Linked DNA regions of Homo sapiens: region 1 is linked to region 2. A link is a loop called in an ENCODE intact Hi-C map of the cell type or tissue named here. Cell type or tissue: heart right ventricle. All regions are shown on one strand.

Evidence for each region. Hi-C counts contacts between places; a loop is a spot of excess contacts. Peaks named below come from ENCODE experiments on the same cell type or tissue, not always from the same donor. Only the 100,000 strongest peaks of a DNase experiment are listed, where the experiment ranks them.
Region 1: it touches region 2 in a loop (5-fold over the local background); 27 of 110 quality-filtered maps call a loop at or near these places.

What each region holds. Positions count from the first base shown.
Region 1 is chr11:113,803,438-113,811,437 of GRCh38, reverse strand. USP28 (ubiquitin specific peptidase 28) reads left to right here. Exons shown (of 26, transcript NM_001346252.4): 17 at 2,184-2,375; 18 at 3,001-3,140; 19 at 3,302-3,487; 20 at 4,854-4,949; 21 at 6,392-6,570; 22 at 6,687-6,765; 23 at 7,561-7,640. Among named protein-coding and RNA genes, the nearest start is that of CLDN25, 28 kb to the right of the region's middle. RefSeq lists a silencer at 4,753-4,802. In heart right ventricle, a CTCF peak has its summit at 4,849 (motif pointing left); no DNase peak of the experiment used is centred here.
Region 2 is chr11:114,257,276-114,265,275 of GRCh38, reverse strand. It overlaps a transcript of NNMT not described here. Among named protein-coding and RNA genes, the nearest start is that of NNMT, 35 kb to the left of the region's middle. RefSeq lists an enhancer at 7,133-7,661. In heart right ventricle, CTCF peaks have their summits at 2,383, 3,845, 4,058 (motif pointing right) and 7,184; DNase peaks (open chromatin) are centred at 4,055, 6,865, 7,405, 7,575 and 2 weaker places; H3K4me3 peaks cover 1,243 bases; H3K27ac peaks cover 3,484 bases.

The sequences.
Region 1 (8,000 bases), 450 kb after region 2:
GGGATTACAGTTGTGGGGCCCAGAATAACTAAATTTTACAGGTGTATTTGCCTGAATAGTTTCACAGTTGTTGTAATACTACTACTCATACAGAGAGCAATAATAATTATCATTTATATTGGTACTTTACTTCTTAAAGCATGCTTTCAAACTTTTATTTCTCTAAGAACTTACAGCTGTGAAAAGGAGGGAAAGAGTTTGAAAATGTTGTCATCTTCATTTTCCAGCTGGATAACAGATTCCAAAGGGTTCTAAAGTTGAGTAATCACATAGTCAATAAATGGCAGTCCCAAGATTCAAATACAATTCTCCAAATTCTGTGGTGTTTTCAATTTACATTATTCTCTCTTTCTTTCACATCCTCTATGAGAGGTCTTATGATGAACATTTTATAAGTAAGATAGTAGAAAGCTTTTGCCTGTAGTATTCAAACTTTACTGTGTGGCGTAAGTAAGGAAACATCGCCCCGGCATGGTGGTTCACGCCTGTAATCCCAGCACTTTGGGAGGCCAAGGCGGGCGGATCACTTGAGGCCAGGAGTTGAAGACCAACCTGGCCAACATGGTAAAACCCTGTGTCTACTAAAAATACATAAATTAGCTGGGCATGGTGGCACACACCTGTAATCCCACCTACTTGGGAGGCTGAGGCAGGAGAATTGCTTGAACCTGGGAGGCAAAGGTTGCAGTGAGCTGAGATCGTGCCACTGCACCCAGCCTGGGCAACAGAGTGAGACTTTGTCTCAAAAAAAACAAACATGTAAGGTGTTCTGTCCAGGCAGCACGTTATCTTTCTGATTTGCTAGTGTGGTTGGGGATTAGGGAATGGAGAGAATGATAAATGAACAGTAAGTAATCTTCACAATTGTATATTTATGCTGCGAAGGAATGAATAGCTGCTTGAATGTACTAGCTGTTGTTAATATATAGGAGCCTTGTTATTGCATGCATGGTTTATTTTTCTATTATAGAAACAAACAAGTGGAAACTGTCATTTGCTTAGTGAAAAGGCTGATTAATGGCAACCAGTAAGTGAATGTGTTAATCTGCTATAGACTTTTTTTGTTTGTTTTGGTCACAGGGTTAGAAAATGAAATTTTATATGTCATTGATATCCTTGCCATTAAAGCCAGGTATTATTGACCATTTCACCATTGTATCAAATTGCTTTCTCATAGTACTGAATTGTATGAAAGTTGGTGGTATAAATGTCTTGAAATTCATCTCTAACCTTTTTGAAATGGACATTCTTATCCGCCAAATGCAGTGGTTAAATGGATAAAACTGTTTATCTTGAAATTTTTATTGGCTCTAATGATTTTCTGAATTTCCCTGAAATGATTGGTATATCCAGTGATTGACAGTGACCAGTTTCCAAATCTTTTTTTTTTTTTTTTTTTTTTTGAGATGGAGTCTCACTCTGTCTCCCAGGCTGGAGCGCAGTGGCGCAACCTCAGCTTACTGCAACCTCCTCCTCCCAGGTTCAAGCGATTCTCCCACTTCAGCCTTCTAAGTAGCTGGGATTACAGGCATGCGCCACCACGCTTGACTAATTTTTGTATTTTTTTTAGTAGAGACAGGGTTTCACCATGTTGGCCAGGCTGGTCTTGAACTCCTACCTCAAGTGATTGGCCTGCCTTGGCCTCCCAAAGTGCTGGGATTACAGGCGTGAGCCACTGCACCCGGCCCACTTTCCATATCTTTAACTCTGTGTTATTCATTCACTTAGCAGATGTTTAATGAGTGCCTACTAAATGTCAGGCACTGTTATCAATTGTTGCCCTTACATTGTCCATACAGGTTGAGCATCCCACATGTGAATATCCAAAATCCCAAATGCTCCAAAATCCACAAAACTTTATGAGCCTTTTTCATTACATGATGCTGGAAGGGAATGCTCATTGGAGCATTTTGAATTTCAGATGTTGGATTTTAGGATTTGGGATGCTCAACTATAACTAATTGTGCAGATTTTCTAAAATATGAAAAAAATTTGAAGTCCAAAACAGTTCTAGTCCCAATCATTTTGGATAAGAGATACTCAGCCTGCATTTCTGATGGATTCTATGTGCATGTATTTTTAGTTAGGAGTAAGATAAAGATGAAATACCCTGCTTTCTTCTTTTCTAAAAAGGATGTTTTCGTTCCTTGTGACCTTTTAACTCTATCTTTGCTTTTCCTCAGAGGCAGCCCCAACTGAATCAGATCAAATGTCAGAAGTGGAAGCCCTATCTGTGGAACTCAAGCATTACATTCAGGAGGATAACTGGCGGTTTGAGCAGGAAGTAGAGGAGTGGGAAGAAGAGCAGTCTTGCAAAATCCCTCAAATGGAGTCCTCCACCAACTCCTCATCACAGGACTACTCTACATCACAAGGTATCTGAGAAGGCATTTATGCCAGTGATCCAGTAACATCTCATGCTGTACTCCCCTAGCCAGCCCTATACCCTTCAGCTGGCTAGGTGATGCCACAGTCTTCACAGTATATTTCATATACAGTTGGTATGCCAGGTACAACCTGATGGAATGAATTGTGGCATTAGAATGTGATTTCTGATGAACAGAAGCAGTATCAGAAAGACTAACTACCTGTGACCTTCACTGTGTATATAGTTTTGCTTATTTCCCAGGTTATGGGAGAAACTATGATAGGGTTAATAGGTAGACTTTATGAAAACCATTCTCCAAAGGTGATCTTCCTAAAAGATGCTTGTTTGTAGAAAGTTTTCTTAATGGATAGAAATATGACAAAGTTGGGAGTGCATTAAATTTTACAGAATCATCTGTGGGTTCAAAGTTTACAGACTTTATCAATAGAGTTCTTGCTGAAGTAGCCATTTCTTATAGTTATTAATTTCTAGGGAAAATCTGCATAGGCTTTTGTAAAAAGCTGTGTTAACAGGGTTGTATATTAAACTGTATACATTCTGCTTGCTTTTTATCTGAGTGTTCTAGACTATTTATCATTAGATGCTAAGACCTTTGTTCAATTCTTTATCAGAGCCTTCAGTAGCCTCTTCTCATGGGGTTCGCTGCTTGTCGTCTGAGCATGCTGTGATTGTAAAGGAGCAAACTGCCCAGGCTATTGCAAACACAGCCCGTGCCTATGAGAAGAGCGGTGTAGAAGCGGCACTGAGTGAGGTGAGAATGACTGGGAAGCCCAAGTTCAGGAGAGCCGGGCTTTCAGCAGCGATGGCCAGTTTTCTCACATTTCTATTATTCTGTGTCTCTGCTGCCTTTAACCAACCCCTATTTATTTCTCCTGTTTTTTCTTACTCTTTCTCCCCACTCTGCTGCCACAGCTTAAAGAAGCTGAACCCAAGAAGCCCATGCCCCAGGAAACAAACCTTGCAGAGCAGTCAGAACAGCCCCCAAAGGCTAATGATGCAGAGTCTACTGCCCAGCCTAATTCTGAGGTCTCTGAAGTCGAGATTCCCAGTGTGGGAAGGATTCTGGTTAGATCTGATGCAGATGGATATGATGAGGAGGTACAGAGATGAGTGCAGGATATAGTTGTTTGTTGTCAGTCTTATATTTCCTTCTCTTGTGACTATATTAAGGTATCTGCCAATAGCTGATATTTTCTCGTTGCAAAAAATGATTGTCAAGAAAGCCTATTTGGTTTTGACCTTAGTTACCATTATTTAAAAGATAGCCATGTTTCTATTGTATAGCGCTCCCAGCATATGTATATCTACCCAGGCTTATACTTAATGGGGCCACTGCAGAGTCTAGATGGCTCAGAAAAGTAAAATTAAGTTCCCTTTTTGGTATTATGGACAAAAGATTGCCTTCTAATTTAAAATAGGGAATCTTTTTTTTGGATATTAGTCCATTGTTTTACCTCCAGATATAAATTTTTCAGTTGTCCAGTGAGCTAAACAAATGTGGATTGAAGTTATTTTTAATTGTAAAGGAATTCTATAGGAAGAAGCTATAGAACCCCAAGTTGTTTGTTGTCTGTCTCCTCTTCAGTTGCACTGCACATAAACAATAATGAATTCTGTCTCTCTCAGATTTCTGTTTTTTTTCTGTGGGGTATTTAAAAAAAAAAATCATTGACAAGGCTGGGCACGGAGGTTTACGCCTATAATCCCAGCCCTTTGGGAGGCCAAGGCGGGTGGATCACCTCGGGTCGGGAGTTCAAGACCAGCCTGGCCAACATGGTGAAACCCCTGTCTCTACTAAAAATACAAAAATTAGCTGGGCATGGTGGCATACACCTATAATCCCAGCTACTTGGGAGGCTGAGGCAGGAGAACCGCTTGAACCCGGGAGGCGGAGGTTGCAGTGAGCTGAGATCACGCCATTGCACTCCAGCCTGGGCGACAGAGCGAGACTCTGTCTCCCAAAAAAAAAAAAAGTCCTTGAAAAGTTTTTACTTTATGGAGTCATATTTGTATAGTCGCTAGTTTCCAGACTATTTTAAATGTACTGTTTATCCTAGTAAAACTCTAAAGTATTTGTGTGTTTAAGATATACACCCAAAGTACAGAACTAAATTGGAATTCTGACCTTAGACACTTCCCCTCTGAGAACTATAATTTAACTTAATTCTTCAGCAGTGCCATATTGGGAGATATTTTTAGGCATACATCTTTCTTTATCCTACTGAATTAGAACATAGAGCGTAGGAATAGCTTGTCTTGGGCAGGGTGTTGACATTATATAGAAGGACAGAGGCAGTGGGTGCACATAGGAATGGGTGTGTGAAACTCAGCTTGCAATACATGCTGGCCAAAGAGCACACTGCTCTGCTGCCCTTTAGCACTCTGTTCAGCCTGCTTTCATACAGTCTTCTGCTGAACCTTTCTTCTCTCCTTTCTCTCTGTGTTTTGTGCCCCCTTGTGGTAGGTGATGCTGAGCCCTGCCATGCAAGGGGTCATCCTGGCCATAGCTAAAGCCCGTCAGACCTTTGACCGAGATGGGTCTGAAGCAGGGCTGATTAAGGTATCTCTGTTTTTAAAATTCTAATTCTTACAATATAGGCATCATAATATTGGGGAAATAATTCTATAAGAAGGGAAAAAATGGGGTTAAGGCTGGGTGTGGTGGTGTGTGCATGTAGTCCCAGCTACTCAGGAAGCTGAAGTAGAGGCTCACTTGAGCTCAGGAGTTGGAGGCTGAAATGTACTGTGATTGCACCACTGCACTCCAGCCTGGGCAACATAATGAGATCCCATCTCTTTAAAAATAAAAAGGACTGGGCACAGTGGCTCACACCTGTAATTTAGCACTTTGGGAGGCCCAGGAGGGAGGCTTGCTTGAAGCCAGGAGTTCAAAACCAGCCGGGTCAACATAGTGAGACCCCCATCTCTACTAAGGAATTTTTTTTTTTTTTAATTAGCTGGGCATGGTAGCACATACCTGTAGTCCCAGCTAATTTGGAGGCTGAGGCAGGAGGATCACTTGAGCCCAGGTGTTCAAGGTTGCAGTGAACCATGATTGTGCCACTGCATTCCAGTCTGGGTGACAGAGTGAGACCCTGTCTCCAAAAAATAAAAAAAAAGTCTTCTGTGAAGTGAAATATGAGACTTCCTTTCCTGTCCAACTGATGAACAAGCTGTTCACTTCTCTTCTCTTGACCCTAACCCAGCCTTGGCTAGCAGTAACATTCTCTGTGACACCTAGCCTAGAGGGCTTTTCATTGTTGTTGTTAGGAGTTGTCTGTTAGTAACACTGAGTTAGATTGTGCCTTTGTAATTTTGAGGCCATAACAAAGTAGGCTGTGTTTTTAAAAATACTTGAGTAAAATTGCATTTGTATAGATTCTTTAAGTTTAAGTCATTGACACACAAGGATCTGCCTTTTATAACAATTAAAACTAAATATTTGTTTTTCTGAGAACTTTATGAGAAAACTGAATTTCTTAAGAGTACAGTAGGCTGGGCGCAGTGGCTCATGCCTGTAATCCCAGCACTTTGGGAGGCCAAAGTGGGTGGATTGCTTGAGCTCAGGAGTTTGAGACCAGCCTGGGCAACATGGCGAAACCCAATCTCTATCAAAAATACAAAAATTAACTGGGCATGGTGGTATATGCCTGTAGTCCCAGCTACTTGGGAGGCTGAGGTGGGAGGATCACCTGAGCCCAGGAGTTCAGGGCTGCAGTGAGCTGTGATCATGTCACTGAACTCCAGCCTGGGTGACAAAGTGATACTCTGTCTCAAAAAAAAAAAAAAGTACAGTATGTTTTTGGTGCCAGAATGCTAAAAGAGTTTCATCCCTTATGAAATGCAAGAAACTTAAAAATTCCATAGTTGTTTTTGTAATTCGATATGAATTTTTTAGAAGTCTTTTTAGAGTCAAGAGACTGCCTAGCTCCTAGGCATCAATTTCTGTGTGCAGAAGCCCACAGCACACTATTTTCTAACCATTGATTCTGCCCTTAATAGGCATTCCATGAAGAATACTCCAGGCTCTATCAGCTTGCCAAAGAGACCCCCACCTCTCACAGTGATCCTCGACTTCAGCATGTCCTTGTCTACTTTTTCCAAAATGAAGCACCCAAAAGGGTAGTAGAACGAACCCTTCTGGAACAGTTTGCAGATAAAAATCTTAGCTATGATGAAAGGTGAGAAGAGAATATTCAGGTGAATCCCTTGGTCTGGGTTGGGCTAGATGGACTCCTCTGTTGGGGAAGTTTTGCCCTGTGCCTTTTCATTGCTTTCTGAACTTTGTCCCACACAGATCAATCAGCATTATGAAGGTGGCTCAAGCGAAACTGAAGGAAATTGGTCCAGATGACATGAATATGGAAGAGTACAAGGTAAAGTGTTTTCTTTAAGTCTATAGAGCAAAAACATTAATTCCTGAGGTAAATGGTACCTGAGGCAAAATAAACAATTTTGTGCTATTACAAACTGACTTGTTCTTCCACTTTCCCCTCAAAATCCTGGTAAAGAATGGATAAATGATATTTTCTTGCCCTCAGAATAGCAGGTCTCTTTATTTTCATTCTTCATTTAGAGTGAGTCAACATTTCACTTCCCTTAAATACCTATTTTAGCCTTGTCCTAGGCAGTAAAATTCTTGAAATCATGCTTTTGGTTTGTTTTAAATGATAAAGTTTTAAAAATACGCATTAAAATACATAGCTACACATGTTTTCAATTGCATCCCATGTAAAACAATGTTATGTACCACCCAAGGTGTATTCACCACACTTACTGAACTTGAACTTGCTCTGTATGACTAGAAATGTCCGTGTCCTTCCATATTTTCAATATCTGGATGGTTTTACCAGTCCTAAAGAGGTCATTCACTTAAGCTAGAGCTGAATATCTTTTACATAGCTGTTAGAAATTAGGATAAAATCCGAAGCTCGTAGGAAATAAGTACTTCTGTTACTCAAGTGAAAGGAACAGAACATTGAAAATTAAGGTCAGTGGTAGACTTTTATTTTAAATGTTGAGTAGGTTTTTATCTGAAAGCTTTTGTTTGTTATTTTTGTGGCTAGCCAGATGTGCTCAGTAAATATTTGTAATGAATTTAAAACTTAGATGGGAAGGACACTAACAATCTATTATGATCATGATTATTAATAATCGTCATTCTTTTTCAGAAGTGGCATGAAGATTATAGTTTGTTCCGAAAAGTGTCTGTGTATCTCCTAACAGGCCTAGAACTCTATCAAAAAGGAAAGTATGTTGGCCTTTTATTTTACCAAGATTATTAGTCAGGATGCTGTTCTCTGTAGATGCCTACCTGGGAATACTAAGAGTCACAGCCATGCATAACCTCCCTTGTCACATACACTAGTGTGCCTCTTCTCTTGCAGTGCTTTGGTTTTGCTCTAAACATCACACATGGTTTTTCATCCTTCAAATGATTAGATGTATTAGCTGCGAGATAATATTGTGCCAGGCTGTCTTTGTGATCAATGAAGATGAACTCAGAAAATGAATTTTTGAGTTGACATAGACCCTAGTGAGCATTTCTTGTTTTAGAGATGGGAAAACCTGAGGCCTAGGGAAGTTTCATATTTGCTTTGGATGGCTAGGC
Region 2 (8,000 bases):
TTGTGAAATATATATTTGGTCTTCGTCCCTGTCTCTTGGCGCACAACTCCTAAAATCCTTGAAATCTTCAAAGTGATTTTATGTTAAAAAGTGCCTTTTCATATGCGAATGAGTTTACTGAGGGGTTGGCAGCCCATAGGCAGCTTCAGGATGGGGGCTGGTTGCTGGAAAGACCAAGGCAGAATTAGAGGGTTGGGACTTTCAACCCTACCCTGCAACATCCAGGGAAGGGAGAGGGGCTGAAGGTTGAGTTGATTTCCAATGGCCAGTAACTTAATCAATCATGCCTATATAATGAAGCTTCCATAAAAACCCAAAAGGACAGGGTTCAGAGAGCTTCCAGACTGCCACATCCCTGGAAGTTCCTGGAGAGTGGCACACCCAGGGAGGGTATGGAAGTGCCAAGCCCCTTCCCATACTTTGCCCTATGCATCTCTTCAACTGTATCCTTTGTAATATCTTTTATAGTAAATAGGTAAATGTAGATGTTTCCCTAAGTTCAGTGAACCACTCTAGCAAATTAATCAAACCCAATGAGGAGGTTGTGGGAACCCTGATATATAGCTGGTCATCAGAAGCACGGATCAAACAACCTGGAGCTTGTGATTGGCATTGGAAGTGGGAGGCGCTTTTGTGGGACTGAACCCTTAACCTGTGGGATCTGATGCTATCTCCAGGTAGGTAGTGTTGGAATGGAATTGAGTTAGAGAGCACCCAGCTGGTGTCAGCTACTGGAGGAGTGCTTGCTTGGTGTGTGGGGAGAAGCCCCCTACATTAGGTGTCAGAAGCTGCATGTGACTATGTTGTGAGAGGGTGGCAGGAAGAAACTGAGTTTGTTAATCCTATATTTTCAGATCAGCAAAGAAGCCATTGCATTTTGCATGGTGGAACCACTAGTGAACTTGAAAAGACAATTTTAAAGGAATAACAGAGATAAAACTCAAATTGGAAATTGTTGTAAGAAAAAGGAAGGAAGACAGTGTCTGCAGACAGCTCTCTAGAATTTTGCTCTTCCAAGGAAGAGAGAAATATGGGTGGAAGCTAAAGGGGGATGTGGGCTCAAGGAAAGGTTTGCTAAAATGGGAGGTGTTCTATGCTGATGTGAATAATTAGGAAGAGAGGGGGAAATGGATGTAGCAAACAGAAGACAAGCACAGGAGCAAAGGGCTTGGAAAGACTGAGAGGATATGATCCAGAGCCCAAGAGGAGGAGCTGACTTTTAATAAGAGGATGGACACATAGTCCATTAGAAACAGGAAGCCCACGTCACTCTGGGTCTCACTTTATCAGGCTTGTCAGTGGCAGGGATTAAAGACAGGCCCTGTCTCCTGAAGGCAGGCAGAGAACCAGGCAGGAAGGCATGATATGGGAGCCATGCTGCTGCCTGTGAACCAGATGATCTAATGTTATGCTGTTCTTGGTGTAACCAAAATGGAGGTTCAGTTGCTTGCCACTTGTAGAGTTCAACTAACAAGAGGTCTGGTATAAAGACACTGACTTTATTCCAAAGTTTAGCTTAGGGGAGGAAGTCCAGGCTTCTGCCTTTAAGGCTAGCACTTCACTTTTGGGGCAGAAATTCGGGACTTTTAAAGGGGGACTTAATTTGAACGGCATACAGGGGAGGGAGCGAGCAGGTGTGGGGTCTACGTGGTTTGTGCGTTATCTGCCAGGTGGTTGAGCTGGTGCCATCGTGGGCAGAGCTAGGTTATAAAGTGGCCATGATTTTGAGATACTCTTCAGGTGGGAAAGAGTTTTGTAATGGGCACCCTTCAGGTTGTAAATAATTGACTGCTGTCTCTCGACGCAAGCTCCTGGTAGGAGAGAGCTCAGCTCTGGAGCTGCTAAGTAAGCACACAGTCAGATAAGCTTGCCCAGAAGGGAGTGTCTGGTGAAGGGAAGGTAAAGGTTATAATCATTTCTAAAGAGCTAAGTAGGAAGCAGGGAATAGGAGAAAAGAGAAAAGAGAAAATAATCATAACTGTAAAAATTAACTTTTTTTCTCTTAGAAACAGGGGGGGTACTCAGTTTCATTGGTGCTTGTTTTCTTTTGCCATCCTTGAGACTTCAGAGAAATCTAATTTAAATATCCCAGGCTGGTCTCAGCTGTGCCAGAGAATTCAGGAAAAGCATTCAGCTGGTGTCAGCTGTGGAGAATTCAGGAAAAGGTCAAGTACCCATGCTTGGGATGGGGGTGAAGGAGGAATGGTAATCGACAGATTTCTGAGAGTAAGGTGAGTATTCCTCAAGTTGAGCTGGTGAGGGCCAGTGTCCCCACCTCCCCTGCCATTTGTGACTCCCTCCTTCCCAAATGGAGAGTTATTAGGGAAGATCTTTCCCTTACCTTGTCCATTGGACGAGCCGTCCTGATGCACTTCCTCTTTCCCTCCAGCTCGTGTCACTAGAAGCTCACTCTATGCTGAAGACCACACTGGTCGGCGTGGAGGGGAAAACAAAGTGAAATGCTGCTGCTTTAAAAAGTGCTGACAGGTGATAGGGAGCCAGGGGTATGTGTTTTTCTGAGGATCTTTATAGTTGGCTCTATAGTAGAGTCCTAGAGTCCTAGAATCCTAGAAGTTTCGTGTTGGAGGGGTTTTCCAAACCATTTAGTTGCATCCATTTGAGATGGCTGGAAGCGCACAGAGGCAAGGAGAGTGAAAAGATGACCTGTCCTAAGATCACTTCCAGTCAAATCATCTGTAGGCCAAGTGCAGGGGTTGGCTGGTGAACTGGTTCTGAGAGCTGAAAGTGGGGTGTGGAGGGTTTAGGACAGGCACCAGTCTCACTCACTGCATTAAAAGGGCAGTTCGACAAAAAACCAAACACCGCATGTTCTCACTTATAAGTGGGAGCTGAACAATGAGAACACATGGACACGTGGAGGGGAACAACACACACCGGGGCCTGTGTTGGGTTGGGGGTGAAAGGGAGAGCATGAGGAAGAATAGCTAAGGAATGCTGGGCTTAGTAACTAGGTGATGGGATGATCTGTGCCGCAAACCACCAAGGCGCATGTTTGCCTATGGAACAAACCTGCACATCCGGCACATGTACCCCTGAACTTAAAAGCTGAAGATAAAAAATAAAAATAAAATTTAAAAAGGGCAGTTGGATTTAAAGGCAGGAGCTGACTTCAGCGACCCTCCATTATGGGTTTTCTAGGCTTTCGGAAGGTTCAGGACCTCAGGAAGTAAGAGTTTGTCCCATTGCCCTGTAGCCTTTTACTGTCACGTCCCAGGGTCTCAGTGACCCAGCCCTAGGGGCACTCTGGGCTCCTTCTGCAAACCCTTCGAGGCCTGCCTGCTTCTTTCCCAGTCACAAAGCTTCCGAGAAGCTGAATTCCATCTGAGGTTGATCTTCCCTCAGTGCAAGATGAGGCCTCGCGTATCCCTGGGGTTAGGGCTGACTGACAGCAGCTTCCCACTCAGCTTTTTAGGGATGGGAGGAGTTGGATTTGATATGGCCAGTTGGTGGATGGGAGAAGAAAAGTCAAGAAAGAACTATTGACTTAGGAAGACTTCTGGAAAGGCCCAGCGGAACACCGTCCCCCAACCCCGAGTAGTTTAAAGCGTTTCTTCTCTGGCACAAATCTGAACCACATTCCCTCCTTACTCAGCCCTACCCTGACCTGGGATAGCAGGGGACCCAAAGGAACCAAGGCAGCTTTTTGTTTGTTTGTTTGTTTGTTTGTTTTGAGATGGAGTTTCGCTCTTGTCGCCCAGGCTGGAATGCAATGGCGCCATCTCGGCTCACCGCAACCTCCATCTCCCGGGTTCAAGCGATTCTCCTGCCTCAGCCTCCCGAGTAGCTGGGATTACAGGCATGCACCACCACACCCGGCTAATTTATTTTTATTTTTAGTAGAGATGGGGTTTCTCCATGTTGGCCAGGCTGGTCTCAAACTCCCGACTTCAGGTGATCCACCCGCCTCGGCCTCCCAAAGTGCTGGGATTACAGGCGTGAGCCACCGCGCCCGGCCCCAAGGCAGCTTTTAAGGGGATGTGCAACCCCAGTTGCTTTCCAGGCGGCCTTAGCAGCAGAAGCACCTGCAGTCAGTGCCCACTAGGTGGAGACAGAGTCCCGGAGATGCCGGCAGCAGCCTCACTACTCCAGAATCCCAGGCTCCTGGGTCCCTGGCTCCGTGGGCTCCTGTTCTGGAAATAAATGTCTAGGACCCCAGCTCCCCTTCCAGACCAGCCAGAGCCTGTCCCCATTGATAACTCACGTTTATAGCATCGTGGTGTTTAGAAAGCTGATTCACGTCGTTACTCTAGTTGGCTTCACAATTGTCCTGAGGATGGGTGGGCTAGGTATTTGCTGACCCCAGTCTTAGGGTTGAGGAAGTGAGGCCTTCGGGAGCCTTTGAGATACAGTGAAGGTCACGCGGTGCACAGCAGAGCTGGCCTCAAACCCAGGTCCCCTCGACTGAATCCCAGATTCTGCCAAATCTCAGCTGCCCCTCTTCCTCTAGGGTGCACCGCACGGCAGCCACCAAGCTATTTGGCATCAGAGTAGAGCCTGGGTGCTTGGTTCCGTGGGTCCGTATGCTGCACCCTGATGGGGCCCATCTGGTCTTCAGAGAGCTGCTGTGCCCCAAGGCCAGGGCCCAGCTCTGCCTCAGGGGATTTGAGGGCACTCAGAGATGCAGGCAAGGACAGTGTTTATGAGCACCTCTGTACCCCAGAATGGGAGAACCAGCAGGGCTTGACCACACCGGAGCCCGGAGCGGGCCTCCTCTCCCCAGACATCCCTGGATGTGTGAGTGCTGGAGGGAAGTGGGGATTGGCATCGAAGGTCTGACTTAGACCTGCTTGGTAAAGGCTGAGAATGAAGGAAAGGCTGTATTCCCAAAGTTGCCAGCAAATTCTGGACAAGCAGGTGAATGAGGCAGAAAAGCTGAGAGCAAAAAAGCAGTTTCAGTTCCACATAGGGAAGGGCTTCCTTTCTCGTGGCAAGGGGTAGAAGTTATGGGAACACACAACAGAAATTGTCAAAGCTGGCTGGGTGGGGACAAGTGGGGCGGCCATCTCCGCGATGGACAGCATGCCTGAGATACCACCTACCAGCTATGGAGCCACAGCCTCAGTTTACCCATCTGTAAAATGAGGCCAGCGCTCAGCGTCTCATCCCACAAGTGAAGGCTGAAAGGCAGCATTCTGAGTGTGCTGTGAATAGCAGACCCCTCTGCTTGGTGAGCTGTTGTGTGTTGTATGTTCCCACTCTGTCATAGAGTCAGAATAAGAGGAGCCCCATCGGGTCCCAGAGTAGGTATGGATGAAGTCAGTGATTTCTCATGTTGTCTGGCCCTGGAGATTCAGTCAGGGTGGTGGGTAAGGGGGCCTTGTGCCAGGCTGCATCTCTCCACCCTGCCTCCCTGGGAAGACATGAGGGAACGGGTGCAGCCAGCCGGTGTACAGTTGGGAGCGGCTGAACGCAGCGTGGCTTTGCTATTAATGTAGTCAGTAAATAAATAAAGGAGGGCTTAAGCTTAGTGTACAGCAATCAGTTTAGAACTACAGGGTAATTAGCGCTGCAGGGGGCTGCAGGGCGGCAGAGTCAGGTTTAAATGAGCGAGTTCACTTTCACTGAGGCACCCCCTGGGTGCAGAAAACGCAGCCTGGAGAGGAGCCTGCCCTCCTGCCAGCCCACGAGTGGAAGTGGGGATGGCGGCGGGGCTGGGCCTGAAACCACACAGAGAGCTGGGGGATGGACCTGCCCCCATGGGCCAAGGACCAGGTGTCTACATATGCAACCCCCCAGCCCCTCTCCTGCCCCGCATCCTGCCCAGCAACACCCAGGCAGCTCCCAACTATGAAGCACCACTGCCCTGTTGCCTCCTGCTCCTTCCTCTGGCATGCGGCAGACACGGGTCAGGTGGTCTATGAATCGACATGAGCACAGGTGTGGGGATGCAGGAGCTCCCCCCCCCCCACTGGGCCTCTGCGTGTGTGTACACGTGTCCTGGGGAGGTGCCCGAGCGGGCATGTGATGTTCCTCCTTCCCTGCTCTCACGTGCCCCTGACAACTGCAACATGAGCCCTGGAGTGCTAATTACCTCTCTGTTTCCCTCCTTCTCCCTCTCTTTCTTTCATCTATTTATACAACAAAGATTTACCGGGTGCCTATCATGTGCCAGGCAGCATGAAGCTCTGGAAACACAAAGATAGATAACACACAATTCCTGACCTCAAGGAACTGACAGTCTGGTAATGGTGACAGTTAAGGAAACAGGTGACTAAATGGTACTATAGAGACTCTATGCCTAATTTAGCTTCAGGGGTCCAGGGAAGGCTTCCTGAGAGAAGGTTTGAGCTGAAAAGTGAAAAAGGAGAAGTTGAGAGAGCCAGACAGAAGGGGTGTGTGTGTTTGCGTAGCTCTCAGAAGAGGAAACAGCACACGCACAGGCCCACAGGGGAATGGAGCTCGGTGTGGCCCAGAACACCCGTGGTCCCATCGGCTGGAGCAGAGTAGGGGTTGGCCGAGGGGCTCAAGAGTGATCTTAAGACGAAGTTGGGTGCTGAGCAGGGGCTCTGTCACTCAGGGTGTCTTGGAACTTTGTTAAGGAGTTTGAATTCCATCCTCAGAGTACTGAGGAGTCACCAGGGACTCTCATCTAGGGAGCGACATGATGCTATTTGCATTTTTGGAAAATCGCTCTGGGCAGCAAGCAAAGCAGAGGATGGAAGTGACAGAGGGTCTGGGCTGAAGCAGGGCACTGAGGCCAGTCATCTTCAGATCCCCAATCCCCTCCCTTCCTGGTGCCAGGGGCGTGAGGGGCTCCCACATGGGAAGGCCTGGCCGTGCTGAGTGGAGGGAGGCGGCCTTGGCCTTGGCTTCCCTTATGCCTCTTCTCACGGGCTGCAACTTGCCTGAGTCTTCAGCAAACCTCTGCTGGCGCCGGGCCTCAGCTCTCCACTTTGGTCAGGAGAGGAGTTCCTCAGAGCGACTGGGAGGAGAGCTGCTAAGGCTGAAATGACCCAAACGCCTCCTTGAACCCAGCCAGGACTACAGGGCATGCGGGGAGCTCCCGCTTAAGGTCCCTGGAGAACACCCTGCAGCCCCACGGCGGCATCCTCCCAGCCCCTGCCTCGGTGCCTGTCCCCTCTTCTGACCCCAGCAATGTGCCCTCCTGGTGAGTGTGTTCTGGAGGAGGCTGCCCACAATTGCCAGGGTTGGGGCAGAGGGCAGTGGCAGCCGGGGCTGGCAGGGGGCGGCAGTGGGGCCGCCTGCCCCAGGCAGGGAGGAGAGGGGTTGAGTCAGGCCACGGAGGGAGCATTCTCAGGCTGGCCTGGCCAGGGCCCCTTTCTCTCCATGAGATCATATCTGGGTCAAAGAGCATGTAAAGCTGGCAGAGCTGGCGGTCACACAAAGCCCATTCAGCCCAGCCCCTATTCACTCACCTCCTCTCCCCCAGCGCCCGCGCCGCCGCGACCCCAGCACAGCGCCTAAGCCCCAGCTTTGATGTCCAAGAACAGAAAACGGCGATTAAATGTTGTTTTAAAGAGGGAGTGCTCACTGCCCTCCCATCTGTCAAGAGAAAGCTGAGGCCTGAGGGAGGGGAGGGGAGCTGGGGGAGGGGCGAGGAGGCTGTGTGTGTGTGTCTGTGTGTGTGTGTCGGGGAGTTGGAGTAGAGTGTGGGGGTGAGGAAATAGGCAGGGGCCCAAGAAAAGCCAGGATCAGGACGGCTTGGGGGAATGGTGGCAACTGCTCAAAATCAAAACACAGAATTTGGTTAAGGACTGGTTTCCCAGATGAGAAATATGTGGAGAGGGAAAATAAGGTGGGACAGAGAAACAAAAGCAAAAAGAAAGGAGAAAAGACCACAGATGAGGAAGAGAGGGGAGGAGTGGAAAGGAGAGAAAAAAGATTGGGAGAGAGGAAAAAGATGAGGGGCAGGAGGGGTCAAGAAAGCACAGCAGACGGCAAAGAGGGAGAGGAGAAAGCAAAGACAGAGAAGCAACTTCTAGGGGCTGGAGGCCCCCAGGCTGCACCTGTTCCTCCTC